Linked DNA regions of Mus musculus: region 1 is linked to region 2. The links are chromatin contacts, found by Hi-C or POLR2A ChIA-PET in ENCODE. All regions are on one chromosome and are shown on one strand. The core of a region is the stretch at or near the end of the contact, and the rest is flanking DNA. Distances in the headings are between cores, read along the strand shown.

Region 1 (7,499 bases), core at 4,802-7,301, 36 kb after region 2:
GAAAAACTTAGGTTTACTAGTTGATTTTAAGGATACTAAAACGGATGCAGATGAAAAAAACGCACAGGGCCAGGTATAAAGAAGGGAAAAGGCATCCTTGGCCTTCCTGGAACTTCTGAGTATTCAGCTATTAGGAAGCCTACCTCTGTGGCAGTCTGTCTCCCCACACAGGCTTCATTAAATGAGTGACTGATTCAACCACTAGTCATGGGTGATCCAGACAACCTTCAGCCCCCTTCCATCTTTGAGGCCTGGGACTAAGACTGACCTCCCTAACCTCTGAGCGTGCCCTGGATTTTCAATGACCAGTTCCCCTGAACCTAGGGACTGCTGGCCCGCAGAAGACACTTCCCCTCCCAGGATTTCAGGAGTCATTTTCTAGGAAACAAGACAACACGCTATTGCATTGCTAGACACCAAAAAGTTTGTATCAGCTCCACAAGGCTGTTCATGAGCAGAGCACTGGGGGATTCTCCACGAGTAGGCAGTGAAATTATCCACATTTTCCCCCAGAAAATCCCCACGCCCAGCCGCGCAGCCGCAGCGGAGCTCACTGTGGTTCCAGCTGCCGCTCCTCCGCTCCTCCGGCTCCACCACAGTTTTATGACTTGGGAAAAGTTACCTCACCTTCTGGACCTCTGTTGACCCTCGGTAAAATAACTAAAAGACCTCAAACTCATTGAAAGATTCAAAGAGGAAAGGACAGAGAACCAAAAGTTGAGGAGAGGACCAGCAAGCACCTGTCATATGACATGACAATGAGTATGCGTGCCGTGCCCAGGACTGAGAGATTTCAAAGGAGAAACATGTGGCCACAACTTTTCCTACTGCAGATTTCCAGGATGTCTTTTCCAGAAAGCCAAAATAAACAGATATTCAGTGGAAGGGCAGAAAGGAGAAAGCTACTCCCACCATGAGGGAGAAGCTGCCCATGCGTGGTTAGACCCTGTGACCTTCCTACTTGCCTAGATCGACAGAGTCCCCACTGAGTCCTCAAGGGGCTCCTGCTCCCCTTGAAGCCAGACCCACCCACCACCCCACCCCACCCCACCCCACCCCACCCCCAGCATCACTGACTTCGTTCTTCTTTGTACCAGGCCTATGAACCTGGCCCGAGGGCCATGCAAGTGCTTTAGGCTTAGGAGCCATGAACCTTAGTCACTGTCACTGACAACACAGATTAACACATAACTGAGGGGTGTGGCTGTGCCAAGGAGCTTCATCTACAATATACTAGCAACTGGACATGGGCTATGGGTTGTAGTCAATCCCATTTACTTTTATCTCTCACCTTAAATATAATTAACAGATGTTTCTTCTGGAGCCATTTTGAGTGACCAGGGTCCAACAACACAGATTTAGGTTACCCCAAATTCCATGTTCCAAAGTGGAAGCCGTTTCATGGAGTTTTATAAGTCAAGGCAAAGATAAAAATGTGTCAGTGGACTTGTAAGAGTCTATTGCGGCTACAGCAAATGGAAAATGCTGTTCTCTAGGCCTCGGTGTTACCCGATGGCATTCCTAGCTTTGGGTTTGGTAGAAGCTGGTGGTCTGTTAAGTCAATAGAAGCCAAAGGCTTTCCAACCTCTCCATGTCATTATAGTTTTAATAAGAGACTACTTACCAGAAATTCCCCTTAAGAACTTCGTCAGTTTACAAGCCTACTATAAATCTAGTTAAACCAGGCACAGTAGCAAACACCTTTGATTCTAGCACTTGGAAAGCAGAGACAGGGGTACCTCTGGTCTACAGAGTGAATTCAAGGACAGCCAGGGCTACACAGAGAAACCCTGTATCAAGCAACAAGAAGTCTCCAAGTTAAAGCATATATATACCCTCCCTCAGATACCATCATCCCTTTCAGTTGCTGCCCCCACTGTGAGACACAAAGATCTAAGAGTCAAAGCTGACTTCACCCAATCATATCTACCAAGTCCATGAGCTCCCAAGGCTTCAACTGAGACTTCTGGCTGCCTGACAAGCATCTTTATAACACACCTTACAGGCAGCTCCTACAGCCTAGCCCCACAGCCAGCTCCTTGTTTAGTCATCTGCTGGATATCTCATACTGTTCTAGGCCCTGGCAATGCTTTTCTCTCTCTCTCTCTCTCTCTCTCTCTCTCTCTCTCTCTCTCTCTCCTGGCAATGCTTTTCTCTCTCTCTCTCTCTCTCTCTCTCTCTCTCTCTCTCTCTCTCTCTCTCTCTCTCTCCCTCTCTCTCTCTCTCTCTCCCCCCCCCTCTCTCCCTGGCAATGTTTCTCTCTCTTTCTTCTTCTTCTTCTTCTTCTTCTTCTTCTTCTTCTTCTTCTTCTTCTTCTCCTTCTCCTTCTCCTTCTCCTTCTCCTTCTCCTTCTCCTTCTCCTTCTCCTTCTCCTTCTCCTTCTCCTTCTCCTCCTCTTCTTCCTCCTCTTTTTTTTTTGGTAACAAAAATTCTGTTGGAACCAAGAGTTTCTGGATCCCTCTTCCTCATCCTCTTAAACCTATAGTAAATCCTGGTCTAACAGACCTGGCAGAAATGAAAATATTTTAAAGAGACAATTATTCCTTTCAATCCAACTATCAAAGTGTTAAAACAAAGGCACCCAGAGAAATGGGTATCTCCCTGGGAATCTCAAACTGGGAGAAAGAAAAGGCACCAGCCAAAAGGGGACCTGCCCTTTCACATAATTTTTTGTTTGTTTGTTTTTTGTTTTTGTTTTGTTTTTTTTTTTTTTTCGAGACAGGGTTTCTCTGTATAGCTCTGGCTGTCCTGGAACTCACTTTGTAGACCAGGCTGGCCTCGAACTCAGAAATCCACCTGCCTCTGCCTGCCAAGTGCTGGGATTAAAGGCGTGCGCTGCCACCACCACCCAGCTGTTTTGTTTTGTTTTTTGATTTCACATAATTTTAACAACTTCTTAGACCACCTTACAGAAGGAGACTAAAGTCCAGACAAGGATGGATTAACAGTGTGTGTGGCCACACCTGTACTGCTCAGGTATGCAAATCTTCTGCTTTCTATTTAATCTCACTTCAGGACTTGGTGGTTCATCAGATCTCTTTGTGCCTCTTCCAATGTGGCCACACTGAATAAATCTCCTTTTTCTTTTTTCACTTTTAGCTTGGCTCCGTTCAAGTCCAACTCTGCTCACTCTAATGGGCTCTGAGCTTCACTCTGCTGCCCCCCTCCCTTACAGCCATCTCAAGGCTCCTCACTGTCCTGTCTCTGAATTGTTTTTCTACCTTAAAGCTTCTACTTAAAGAGCACCTTTACCCTTCCTAGTGCCCACTACCAACCACAGCACTCCAGACCTGAGAGCTTTCCCAATGCAACTCAACATGTGCACCAAAGGGCACCTGCCCAGAATCGCGTCTCGTGCACACTGCATGGACACCCAGTGTACACACAGTGAATGGGCCCTCCAGAGATGCTCTGTTCCTGAATTCTCTGTGTGGTATCTGCCTTTGTAAGGTTATAACTTGCCTTCACCAGGACAGGTACAGAGTAGTTAGCCCTGAGAGGACCCTGTGTGAGAGAGACACAATTACTGTGGGAAGTCATGTCAGGCAACCCCTGGGTGTCAAGCAAATTCACATAAATGACGTTCTTGGGGAATAGGCCCACGTCACTGTGACTCCTAACACACTGGGATTGGCATAATGGGTCTCTTTCAGCATTTCCACCACACATGTGCCCTTGAGTAAAACTCAATAGCAAGTAAACAGCCTATTTTTAGTTAATTTCCAAAGTAACAGAAGACGCAACATTTTGCACACCTTCCCATTACAAGGCTGAGTGGGAGAACAGTGGGGCAGTGTGTCCGAGCGGGGGCGGCAAGACTGGCTTTTTCCATTACCTGCCCTCCTGCTCTGTAGCAGACCCTCTTTCCACTCCCTCAGAAGTTCCCATCCCCACCCTGGGAGGCTCAGGCATGCTGTCTGAGGATGTTTCGAGCAAACACCACAGCCTTGCTGCAGGGTATGCTCTAGAAATTCAGAGAGAGAAATGAGACTGTGCAGTGTTTCCACCTCCCCTCCCCTCCCCAGGGTGCCAATTCCAATCCTTTCCTGTTTTCTTCTGGGGTGGCTCTGCCCAGGATGCGCAGTTTCCATAGGTCTGTGTGGGCTGGGGATGTGCATCACCAGCACTTCCCAGCTGGAGGTAGGAGAGGCAACTTCATGGGCACACACCTGGGTTTCGGGCCTCTCGCCAGGCCTCACATAATCGGCTCTGTTACTAACACCCAGAGGCCAGCTATCATGTGAAGACCAGGATTACAGCACTAACTACACAGGGCACAAGGGCTCATGTTCCCATTACAGTGCCACAGGCTACGCTGCCCCAGAGCTCTTGAGAGCATATATACCTACCTGCTGGCCCTGACCTCTTTCTTGCTCGTGGACAATGGTCTTAGATACTCAAGCAAAGAAGTAATTCCTAACTGGGTTTCATACTTTCCCAGAAAACAAAACAAACTACATATTTTACCTCTACTCTCATGTCCTAGTCAGTACAGGATTCTGGGACCCTAAAAGGGTCCTTATCAGTGAACACCAGAGGAAGAATGTCCTTAATTCAGTTCAGCTCTGACAAATGTCTGCCTCAAGATCATATTAGGTCCCAAGGGTGGGGTTCTGTCTCCCAAGATGTCCCTACATTGGTGCAGATGCAAGCCCAGGTTGTAGTACCACTCTGATGGCCAGCACCTAGAAAGCAGGGTTCCAGAGGTCCTCCTTGGTTTGGAGTTCCCCTAGAAGCTCGTATTACTCAGAAAACCACCAACTTCTAAGAAGAACCAGCCCTCACCTCCCTAAGCACATAGGATCCTCTGAATGGGTCTTCTAGGGATGCTGTGGACATGACTGATGAGACACTGACCACTGATGACCCACTCAACCTTTAGCCCTAGAAGCTGAGGGCTGGGTTCAAAGTCCCCACCCTCTGATCCTACTCAGGTCTTTCAGTGAGCCATTCCATCTGGAATCTACCCTACTGGCTGTTGGATGGTGTTGGACTCATTAGCATGCAAAATGGCATTTATCAACTCAACCTGTCCAGGAATTTTAAGAATTGTAGGCCAATTGTAGGAGGAGATTTTAAAAAATCTAAAATGGTGTTTCCAAATATAACATGCTGCCAATGCAGGAAAAGAGGGAAGAGAGGGAGGGGGTAACAGGGATAAAATGTATAAACACATGCATACCTGGAAAAAACTGGCTCAATACCAGAGTTAGTGATTACACGTGAATGGAATTCTGGGTGCGTTGGGGTTTTATTGTTGTTGTTATTGTAACCTGGCTTTTTTTCTTTTGGAGCTAAGTCATGATTTGTGGTTCATTTTGGCTTAGAACCTCGGAACCTTTCCGTTTCAGCATCCCCAATACTGGGATTATAGGCGTGCACCACGAGTCCTGGCATCGATGTTTCTCGTCACTTGAATTTCTCTATGAGCTGTCATCTCTACCATGACCTAGCCGCAACACAGCTCCAGACAAGCGTCACGATAAAGGCCACAACAGGCGAGTTTGGCCAAACAACCCTCCTCCGCCTCGTTTCTATCCTTCCCCTCTTCCCAATGCATACATACCTCTCTACCTGAACCTCAGCATCTCCCCCCCCCCGCCCCCCAAAAAAGCTCATTTTCTCCTTTTAATTTTTCCTCGTTCTATTTCTAAGGAAACATCACAATCCTTTAAAAGGTTCCTCCACAATCTATCCAAGACACTCGGGAACATCACCCCCACCCCCCACCCCGCCGCCCAACCCCGCCGCCCCACCCCCACCCGCCGCCCCACCCCCACCCCGCCGCCCCACCCCCCGCGGATCCTGACCGCCCGCTCTGCGCCCCAGCATCCTCTCAGGACCCAGTCATCCTTTGAGGTTTGAGACTGATGTTCATCTCCTGTGTCGGTGGCGGGCTCCGGTACTGGCTAGCTGCGCGGTAGCAGCTCACCTGAGGCAAGAGGAGCACGCAGAAGACGCAATGGCACGCTCCACTGGACCACCAGACAGAGACGCCAGCAGCTGGGGAGCAGGTCAGCCACTCGGCGAGCGCTTGTACGCCTGCGCGAGAGGGCGGGGCCGCGTAGGCGCGCACGCGCACACCCTGGGAGCCCCAAGGCCCGCGTTCCTGCTGGAATGTCGCACCTGTGGCTTTTCGTTCCGGGCTCTTTCTCTGTGGTTACCACTCCGAGCTGATTTTAGGGGGTTTCTCAGCCTCCGGTCCCTATTTGGGGTGTAGCGAGAAGCCGGACTGGGCCTCTGGGGTCAGGTTTCCCGGTGGATGGATCGGGAGACACGCACCTTTGCCGAGCGGTACTACCGGGACCTCCGAGACCCAGTCCCTAGCGGCGGTGGCGGCCCCACACCCAGCGGCGTGACCTTCATTCAGACCCCGAACGCCTTCTCCTATGCTGACTTCGTGAAGGGCTTCCTGCTGCCTAACCTGCCCTGCGTGTTTTCTAGCGCCTTCACCGAGGGCTGGGGCAGCAGGCGGCGCTGGGTGACCTCGGAGGGAAAGCCTGACTTCGAGTATCTGCAGCAGAAGTATGGTAGGAGGGCGCAGACGGGAGGTATAGACCCCGGCATGGGAGGGCGGCCGGGGCCGGACAGACTAGTGGAGTCTGGATAATTCGGCCAGAGGGTGGCCGGACCCCAAGATGGTGAACTACGTGTATGACTCTGCCATTTCTGTGCTGACTCTCTCGCTGCAGGAGACGCGGTTGTACCGGTTGCCAACTGTGGAGTGCGAGAATACAATTCAAACCCCAAGGAGCACATGTCCTTCCGCGACTATATCAGTTACTGGAAGGACTACATCCAAGGGAGTTACTCCTCTTCGCGGGGCTGCCTCTACCTCAAGGACTGGCATCTGTGCAGGTAATAAGACAGGACGGCGCATGGCCATTGGGCACTTACCCTAAGCAGCTAGTGCAGCCAGTCCAGGTGGAGCACGCCCACTGCACTCAGAGGGGCTACCTCTACAGCAGAGTTCTAATGTGTATCACAGAACTGATGCGAAGATGTGGGGAGATCAACATAGCGAGCCAGGTAGACTATTATGGGGAAGGTAAGTCTTTCGTACATCTTGTATGGGTACAGGCGGCCTGGTGTCTCCTTCCTCTTCTGTATTTTTGAGCTGGTATCTCAGATCCTCTGGGGCTGTCCTCTCTGCAACCCCACTGAGAGGACGCTTGTTCCTTCTACGATTGCTCTGGGGATTCTTGCCATCCCCTGGGCCATTCTAAGCTCTCTAAAGGGACAAGTGACCTTTCCGCAACCACTCTTGTCCCACTTTGGAAACCCCTTTACTCTTTAAAGACACATTCAATACTCTCCCTTATCAGCTTCCACTTTTCTCACACAGCATCTTGTGACAGCTTTACTTAGGAGATTTTTGACGTCTTGCTGGAGCAAGAATGCATTGCAGTCAGTAGAAACTACTTCAAAATTTGAATTATGGTGTCTTCCCAGGCTAGCTATATATGGTCTGTTCATCTCCCACCCTTCTCTCTCAATGA
Region 2 (7,710 bases), core at 4,110-6,609:
AGTGTGTGGCCACTTATACAAACCACAGTGCAGATACTCACATGTACGTCTGGGCTAACAGAGTCTCTAGGCTGCATGGTTCACACTGTTAGACAAATATTGGGGTGAACCTTGTATGCAGCACAGTAGGGCGCTTGCCATGCTGCAACAGCTGTGTGCACCTGTGTTCACGACTCTCAGATCAGCAGGGAACCAAGCACTCAGGCCTGTGGAAGTCACTGAGATGTTACATTGTGATATTGAAGTTGCCTCACAAGGAGCCCTCCTCATCATGGAGTGACAAGTGCCGGTAATTTAATAGGCTACACACCACAGAGTCACTTCAACAAGGCTAGCCTCACTTACCTAGGGTCCGAGGTGCAGAGAGCACTGAGGGCCAGGTAACAAGTATGTGTGTGCATGGAGCCACTGCAGGCCAGCCCAACTCCCCTTAGCCTCCCTTCCACTCAGATCCGTGATGCGTGTCAGGCAGTTTTATTTTATTGCAGTTCCAAGTTCTTCGGGCTGTGGTTGCTCTAACTGTGTTCTCATGGAGCTGGGCTAAGCAGCTCATGCTTTCAAGCTGACAGCAAAAAAGAAAACAGCGACCGCGGCTTGTGATGACTGCCCGCACCTTTCAGGAAGAACCTCACTTCACAGTGGGGCCAAGGAAGAGGACATCTTGGTCATGATCACTGTCTCCCCACAGCAACATATGGCAGGGATGGGTTGAGTGGAGACTTCTGAGGTCCCCAAGGCCTGTCTAGTGACTGCATTATATCCTAAAACCTTCCCTGACCCTTACCTGATGTCACACATACAAGTGTCCCATGAGGGCCCAGGCAGAACTACCACACATCTAAGGTGGCCCAACTGCTCTATCTGCACCCAGCTGGCGCCATGGTGACACACTAAGTGCTCAGTTCTAATTCACAAAGGTACCCTTGCTCATCGGGTGGCATTTCCACTAGCTTAGAGACCTGGTCAAGAACTCTGCATCTGACTAACAACAGACAACACAAGCAGGAAATGCCAGGACGTAGGGCCTAAGCTCTTTCCCAATAGCTAGAGACACAAGATAAACTGCAAACTGCAAAGGCCTGTGCTAGGGCCACCAAACGAGTTTCCTCTTCAGACAGCCCGTGTCTCCCCATGAACACTGCCATCACGAGACAGTTTATGATGGCTGCCTGCAGTTCTAGATCTGTTCCCCAGGAGCCGGTTGGAACTCTGGAAAGCACACAGTGGGGACAGTGAGCACTGGGATGGGTGATGACATCATACAGTAGTCTTTTCCATCTCCTAGACTTGCTGACACCAGACAGCAGACTGAAACAAGGAAACAAATCCCTAACACCCAGCCCCACCCTTCTCTCCTGCCCGCCTGCCCACTGTGGTGGGAAGGTTATCTTGTCTGTGTCGCCCACTTGCCTATCAGTTATGTCATCTGACAAGCCTCCTAGCCTCCCACAGTCAGGTCACACATGAGCCCTGGCTATGCCTCTCTACAGTCTCTGGGCCTGTGCACACATGGGTCCCATAAGAGCGCATGCCTTTCCAGGAGGCATGAACACTGATGTGCCGGTACTGCAGTTCTCAGCCAGCATCCTTGTCCCTAAGGTACATGTGTCTGTCTGAAACAGAAATACCTTTAGACCATGACCACTTTGAAGGCTGGGGGACAAGTCCTGCCAGAACTTGGGCACCAGTTTCCAGCTGTGCTATGTGTGGATCCTGTAGCCCCTCGGGCACTGGCTCACTTGATTGATACAACCGTTTATCTTGTCTGTGTTTAAGAAGAACCATGCTTATAAGAAAGAAGAGAATTAAAGAAGAAAATAAAAGCTGTCTGTGACTCAAACTACCATTCCTCAGGTTAGCCTGACAAGCTAGCATTCTTACCCCCAAGTCCCAAATCTGAGACTTTCTGAGCTGATGAAACACTGCTGCTGAACACAACCCGTGAGCCCACAGGACAGGCCACATCAAAACTCCAATCAGACATGGAGGGGCACATATACAATCCCAGGACCTGGAAGGTAGAGGCAAGAAGACCAGGAGTTCAAGGTCAGTCTCAGAGACATACAGAGTTTGAGTCTGGCCTGGATTACACAAAACAACACAAACAAAAACTTAACAAAACCAAACTCTCCAGAATGCAGGTCCACGCTAAGTGTCCTCTGAGACCATCTTCAGGTGCATGTCAGAGGTACTCAGCAGACAAGTGGAGTCCATGCTTATTTAGCCTGGGTGCTGGCCGGAGGCGCTATCACTTGTCGGAAAGATTTAAAAATCCTAAACAAGCCCAAACCAGCACAGTCCTGAATGCTTCAGAAAAGGGACGCTCAGCCCATGTGGGCTGGATTTCATTACTACATCCACATGCTTGTGTGAGAACTCAAAATACGCGATGAAAGGACACTCCCAGTTTTGTTTCCTGTTGTGTACTTTTTCCTCTTTTGGATAAACAAAAGCTTGAAATATAGACTCCCCCACCCCCAATGCCACTCCCAGAACTTCATTTTAGAAACTGTTCACCTGTTACCTCAAACTCTTTTTTAGAATAAGGTCCAGAAGAGCTGAGCACTGGCCATGAGCTCTGGGGCTCCCTAGATTCAGTCTGAGCCAGTTACAAGAGACATAACCACTAGCCTAGTGTTCATTGCCATGGGCAGATGACTCAGTCACAGCACCAGGGCACTGTGAGAAATCGCATGTCCCTGAAAACAGAGCAAGGACCTCATCTGGGCCTGGAGGAAGCACAGTCACAAACTGGATGCTGGGCTGCAGGACCCACACCAGCCCTCAGAGCCTGGAGTGGCCACCAAGCTGCAGGACAGGAAGAAACCAAGAGGTTTTAAACAGCCACCCACACACTGAGGAGTGAGACGTGAATATATCCAAAATATATTTCAAAAAGTAAACAAATGAGAGTCAGGATTAGTTAAGTATAATATACCCAATACAGAAGTCCTAATCTGTCAGTGTGAAAAGCAGGCTTAACAAACATCTCAGCCAGGACAAACATGAATACTAGCCATATGAAACAGGACCAAGAGGCCACAGACCTTGAGTGCACTCTATGATAATCCTGTGAGACTGCATTTCCTCTGTCATCTTCCTGAAAAGCTCAATCAATTGGCTCTTCCTTGTGCACAGTGAAAGTGTAGCCAAAGGAAGACTATGTATGGGCTGAGGATACAGCAAAGTTGAAGCTCAGACCCCAGAATTATAGAAATAGGGTGTGGTGATGTCTGCCTGTTATCTCAGCACTTGGTAAGTAGAAGATAGAAGACCAGAAATTCAAGGTCATCTTGGCTAAACTACATAAGACCTTCTCAAAACAAAACAAAACAACCCTCCCAAAACAACAAAAGCAAAACCAAATCAAAAGAGCAAGACACTGTATTCTGTGACCTTTGCCTAATATCACACATAAATAATCCATGGCACAAACAACTGATTGCCTATCCAAGTTTTAACATTATATTATACAAATACTCAAATAAAGGCTGGTTGCTATTCAACCTTTGATTTGGAAAAAGTCTCACCATTTTAAAAGTCTTAAAAATAGAACTGATTCCAAATAGCCTGCTAAGACCCCTTGGCCTGTCTGCCAAAGTGCACTTGGAATTAATTAATACTGAGAAGCCATACTGAAAAGACATCCAACAGCTACTAGGCCTGCAGACAAAGAAAATCACTGAGCTAACCTTCCAAGCACTAATACCTCTAGAATACTGGTAGCCTTTTCTCTTTAAGAGAGGGATTGAAGTAATTAAATAGCACCATGTACATTCCATATAACAGGGGACGGAAAGAATGGAGCTCGTGAAGTCTGGCCAAACCTTAGAAACAGTTGTTCCCTCTGTGGCTCAGGATGACAAGCTGTCTAGTCATCAGCACATATTGCTGCCAGCCTCTGACATACCCTGGGGGCCCCTTGATGAGCCCTGACTGGCTGTGCGTCAAAGACCAGACCCGAGTGGACATTCCCACAAGTCCTTGACACTCAACAAACAACACGGTAACCAGGCAGCCTCACCTGCGTGGATGCTCAGCCCCTGCTAGACAGGCAGGACACAACCATGTGCAAGCCTGTGTCTGGGAAAGTTTGGGAAACTGAGGGTTCTTCTCCCAGAGAAGCTATGGCTACAATACAACAGTCGGCAGCTGTTGTGTCGGGGTCACATCAGCTCCTCTTAGTGTCTGTGGTAGGAGAGGGGAACTCCAGGTGGCTCAGGCAGGAACCAGGCAGAAGTGGAGAAACTTGTAAGTTCAGGAAGGAGGGCCCGCACAGCTGTGTCCTCAGGGCAGCACAAACACAACTTTGCAGAGGGCCATTCGCAGGGAATCCTTAGGAAGGGCTTTCTAGCCTTGCTGGCCCCAACAGTCCCAAGGGTCAAGGCTTCTCTGGACCAGAGCTCACAGCTCGGTGGTGATGTGATGAGTGGTCTCTCAGCACCAGGCTGCCTGGACTCAGACAAGCACCACCAACACAGTCCCGGCTGGCGCGGTCACACCAGGTAACCAGAGGAGCAAACACAGAGAGATGTCAGCCCCCTCGGCATCTCTACATTGTCCACAGCACAATATCTACATACAGCACAGTATGTAACCAGCACTGATTGAGGTGGTGCAGATGCACTGACCACGTGGACATGTCTCCACATATACTCTCAAGGGGTCTCAGCGCCTCGTGGTGTACAGCTGTGCTGTCAAGACAGCCTAGCTCAGGACACACTCTGTGTGCCCACACAGGTTTCTACCTTCATATAGGATCTGAGCAGTGACGCTCTGCTCCTCCCTGTCCTATGACTCTGTGAACCCGAGCACCCACAGTCTGCATGAGCGAGGCTGTCTGCTCTCAGCTGTACTTACACTGACTCACCCAGTAACTGTGAATTTTCCTACAGTGAGAAATTAGCAACCATTTAAGAACAGAGCTGGGATAAATCAAGCTGTCTGCAACTGTGAACTGTTCTTCCAGTTGAGCCATTAACATGTTGTGGAGAAGGTAAAGAAGGGAAAGTTGGCTTTCACAGCGGTGAAGCCCTAGGGGCTGCAGGAGCATGCTCTGCTGCAACCCATCACACACAGAGCTCACAGACCACCCGGTCTCACGGCCCAGCAGCTGCATTCCTAGGGGCTGCTGGTGGTCTGGGGCTGGCAGGGAGGGTGGATGTGAGGCTCATGGTCCCTGCATTCTATGGCGTGCATGGGCTTGCTTGTGCCACTCCTGAGGCAACTTAGAGACAGCAGAGTGGCTATGCTCAGGTCTTCAGGGATCTATGGGCCTAGAACTACATCTGGCAGGTAGCCATCAGTGACAAATAGCTGCTCTCACTTGAGGCCCAGCAGTGGTACTTGACTACACAGGTCGAAAGCTGACCCAGGCCACTGTTACACAGCTCAATCATAGGTGACCTCAAAGAGAGTCAAACGTGTGCATAAAGACTACACAAGTCGGGGGACATAAGGAAGATGTGCTGAGGCATGGCTCCCCAGAATCTTAGCTGACATGTGAGCGCCTCACGCTGCTTCACAAAGCACTATCTGTTCTTATCCAAGCCTTCGGTACAGCCCTGCTGCATGACAGGGACAGTAACATCATAATACTAACACAACTGGTTACATGGTGAGGATGTAGCATGTGCCACCTTCACGCTGCACACAGTGAACTATAATCCACTCCTCAACCTGAGGACACGGGGAAGAGTAAGTGTAGCCTCACTGCCCCTTTTAACACCGAGAGTGCGGATAACCGGGAGGGTCCTACAGCTCCTCCTTGGGTTGTACTGATTTGCTCATAGTTCACAGACTTAGGAAACAATTATGTTGACTGGTTCACCATGAGGGTAATTACCAAAGATAATTACCAGAAATGGAAGAGTTCAGGTGTGGCTACAGGGCGGGGCTTCCATTGTCTCCATGCACACTCGCCCCAGGAGCCTCCAATTGTTCAGCCCTTGTCTGGAAGGGGTGCGGGGTGATTAAACCAACGGGCATCAGTGATGCACTCAACCCCGAGGCAGTCTTCTGAGGTAAGGCTAAGGGTACTCACATTCCAATTTTGCCCTGGTTCTTCAGCAGCCAGCCCCACCCTGAAGCTACTCTAGAGGCTGTGGCTACTGGCCAGCAGAGGAACATGGGAAAATACTTCACTTTTGGATTCCCAGGATTTTAGGAGTGAAGTAGAATACCCCATGCTTCAGTGACTTTCTCCAGCATACATCATATGCCAGGGAATGAATCTCATTAAATGTACAGTGACTGAAATAATAAGTTTCTTCTCTGACCACAGTGGTATCCATTAACATTCATAGGTATCTACAAATTAAACAGCATGCTCTGCAACAACCAATGAAAGGGAATTAGTAAATTCTTAGAGACAAATGAAAATGAAAACACAACACAGGAAACAGACTGAATCCCTATGGGACAGATCCCAGAGTGCAGGGGCTCTGTGAGGAATCAAAGACTCAACATCAGTGACACAACCAAAAAGACCTTCCACTGACAAAGCAAGGGCATCAATGAAGCCCAGCATGCCCTCAGGAACAGAGGTGACAGAGCTCATGAGTGTCTACCAATAGGGCAACCACATCATGGAGGTCAAACAGTGAAGCAGGGGCTGCAGAGATGGCACAGTGGTTAAGAGCACTGGCTGCTCTTCCAGAGGACCTGGGTGCAATTCCCAGCACACAGGTTGCCTCACAACTGGCTGCAGCTCTGGTTTCAGGAATGGATGCCTTCTTCTGGCCTCTGAAGGAACAGGACCCGAACACAGTACCACAGACATATATGTGGGAGAATCACTCATACACAGAAAATAAAATAACTGGTGAAGCAGGAAAGGGAACACCCAAATGATTCCTGTGTGCAGAGGCTATCATCTGACTACAAAAACCTACAGCTCAGCTAAAAAGGTGACCAGGTCTGAGCCATGAACTCAACCAGCTGCAGGACAAAAGCCTGCAGCTTCCTGTAGCAGTAGCAAAGGACTGGAAAAGGAAGTCGAGACAATCACCCTGGTTATGACAGCATCCTAGAGAATGGAACAGTAGCATTCACGTAAAATATTTGCTTAATGAAGTTAGAAGCTGAAACAGAAAGATTCCCTAGGTGCTGGGTCAGAAGGCTTCAGGCTGTTCTGGCCATGGAACCTCCCAAAGTGACACAGAGACAGTATAGGCAGGGTCAAAATGCAAGCTGTAGTTTGTAAACCAAAACGGAACGGCTAACTTTCAGAACCTTATGTAAGGGACCTAGGACGCCAAAGTGACTCTCACAGAGTGGGAGCTGGGTGTGGTGGTAAACACATATGTGACCCCAGCACTTGGGGAGCTGGAGGCTCAGGAGTCCAAGGTCCATATTGGCTACATAATGAGTTTTTAGGGCAGCCTGGGCTACCTGTCTCAAAGACTAAAAAGTAACCGACAACAGAGGTATATCACACAGAGGTGGCTACAAAGTTACAGTAATTAAAACACTGATCAATAGACCAGAACAAAGCAGCAGAGAGAGAGAAACCCATACCTCCATGGCTAGTGGACATCTGACAGGGCTTCAAGATGATGCAAAGGGGAAAACAGTTCACCAGCAATGTGGAAGCCACCTCATTCTACACGCAAAAATGAACTCAAGATGAACCAACTACTTCAGATGGAAAAGGTAGAACTCTAACAAGAAAAGCAGGGCTAAGTCTTCAGGGACTTGTTTTTAGTGATG

What was found. Hi-C counts contacts between places; a loop is a spot of excess contacts on that map. ChIA-PET counts read pairs that join two places held with the same protein, here RNA polymerase II (POLR2A).
Region 1: POLR2A ChIA-PET joins it to region 2 with 17 read pairs in Patski. The contact joins the promoter of Snap47 here to the enhancer-like site in region 2. A Hi-C loop is called at or near these places in 1 of 37 maps with a recorded cell type or tissue (heart). POLR2A ChIA-PET finds 5 or more read pairs at or near these places in 2 of 5 experiments (Patski and embryonic stem cell).

Annotation. Positions count from the first base shown.
Region 1 is chr11:59,443,983-59,451,481 of GRCm38, forward strand. It overlaps Snap47 (synaptosomal-associated protein, 47), which reads right to left and starts at 6,052. Exons shown (of 5, transcript NM_144521.3): 1 at 5,933-6,052. It overlaps Jmjd4 (jumonji domain containing 4), which reads left to right and starts at 6,063. Exons shown (of 6, transcript NM_178659.6): 1 at 6,063-6,530; 2 at 6,693-6,858. The coding sequence starts at 6,263.
Region 2 is chr11:59,408,366-59,416,075 of GRCm38, forward strand. All of the region lies in intron 4 of Snap47 (synaptosomal-associated protein, 47), which reads right to left. Among named protein-coding and RNA genes, the nearest start is that of Prss38, 37 kb to the left of the region's middle. Within about 2 kb of position 5,360, at least 1 of the 3 ENCODE cell types and tissues checked has a DNase peak (open chromatin) inside an H3K27ac peak, as active enhancers do.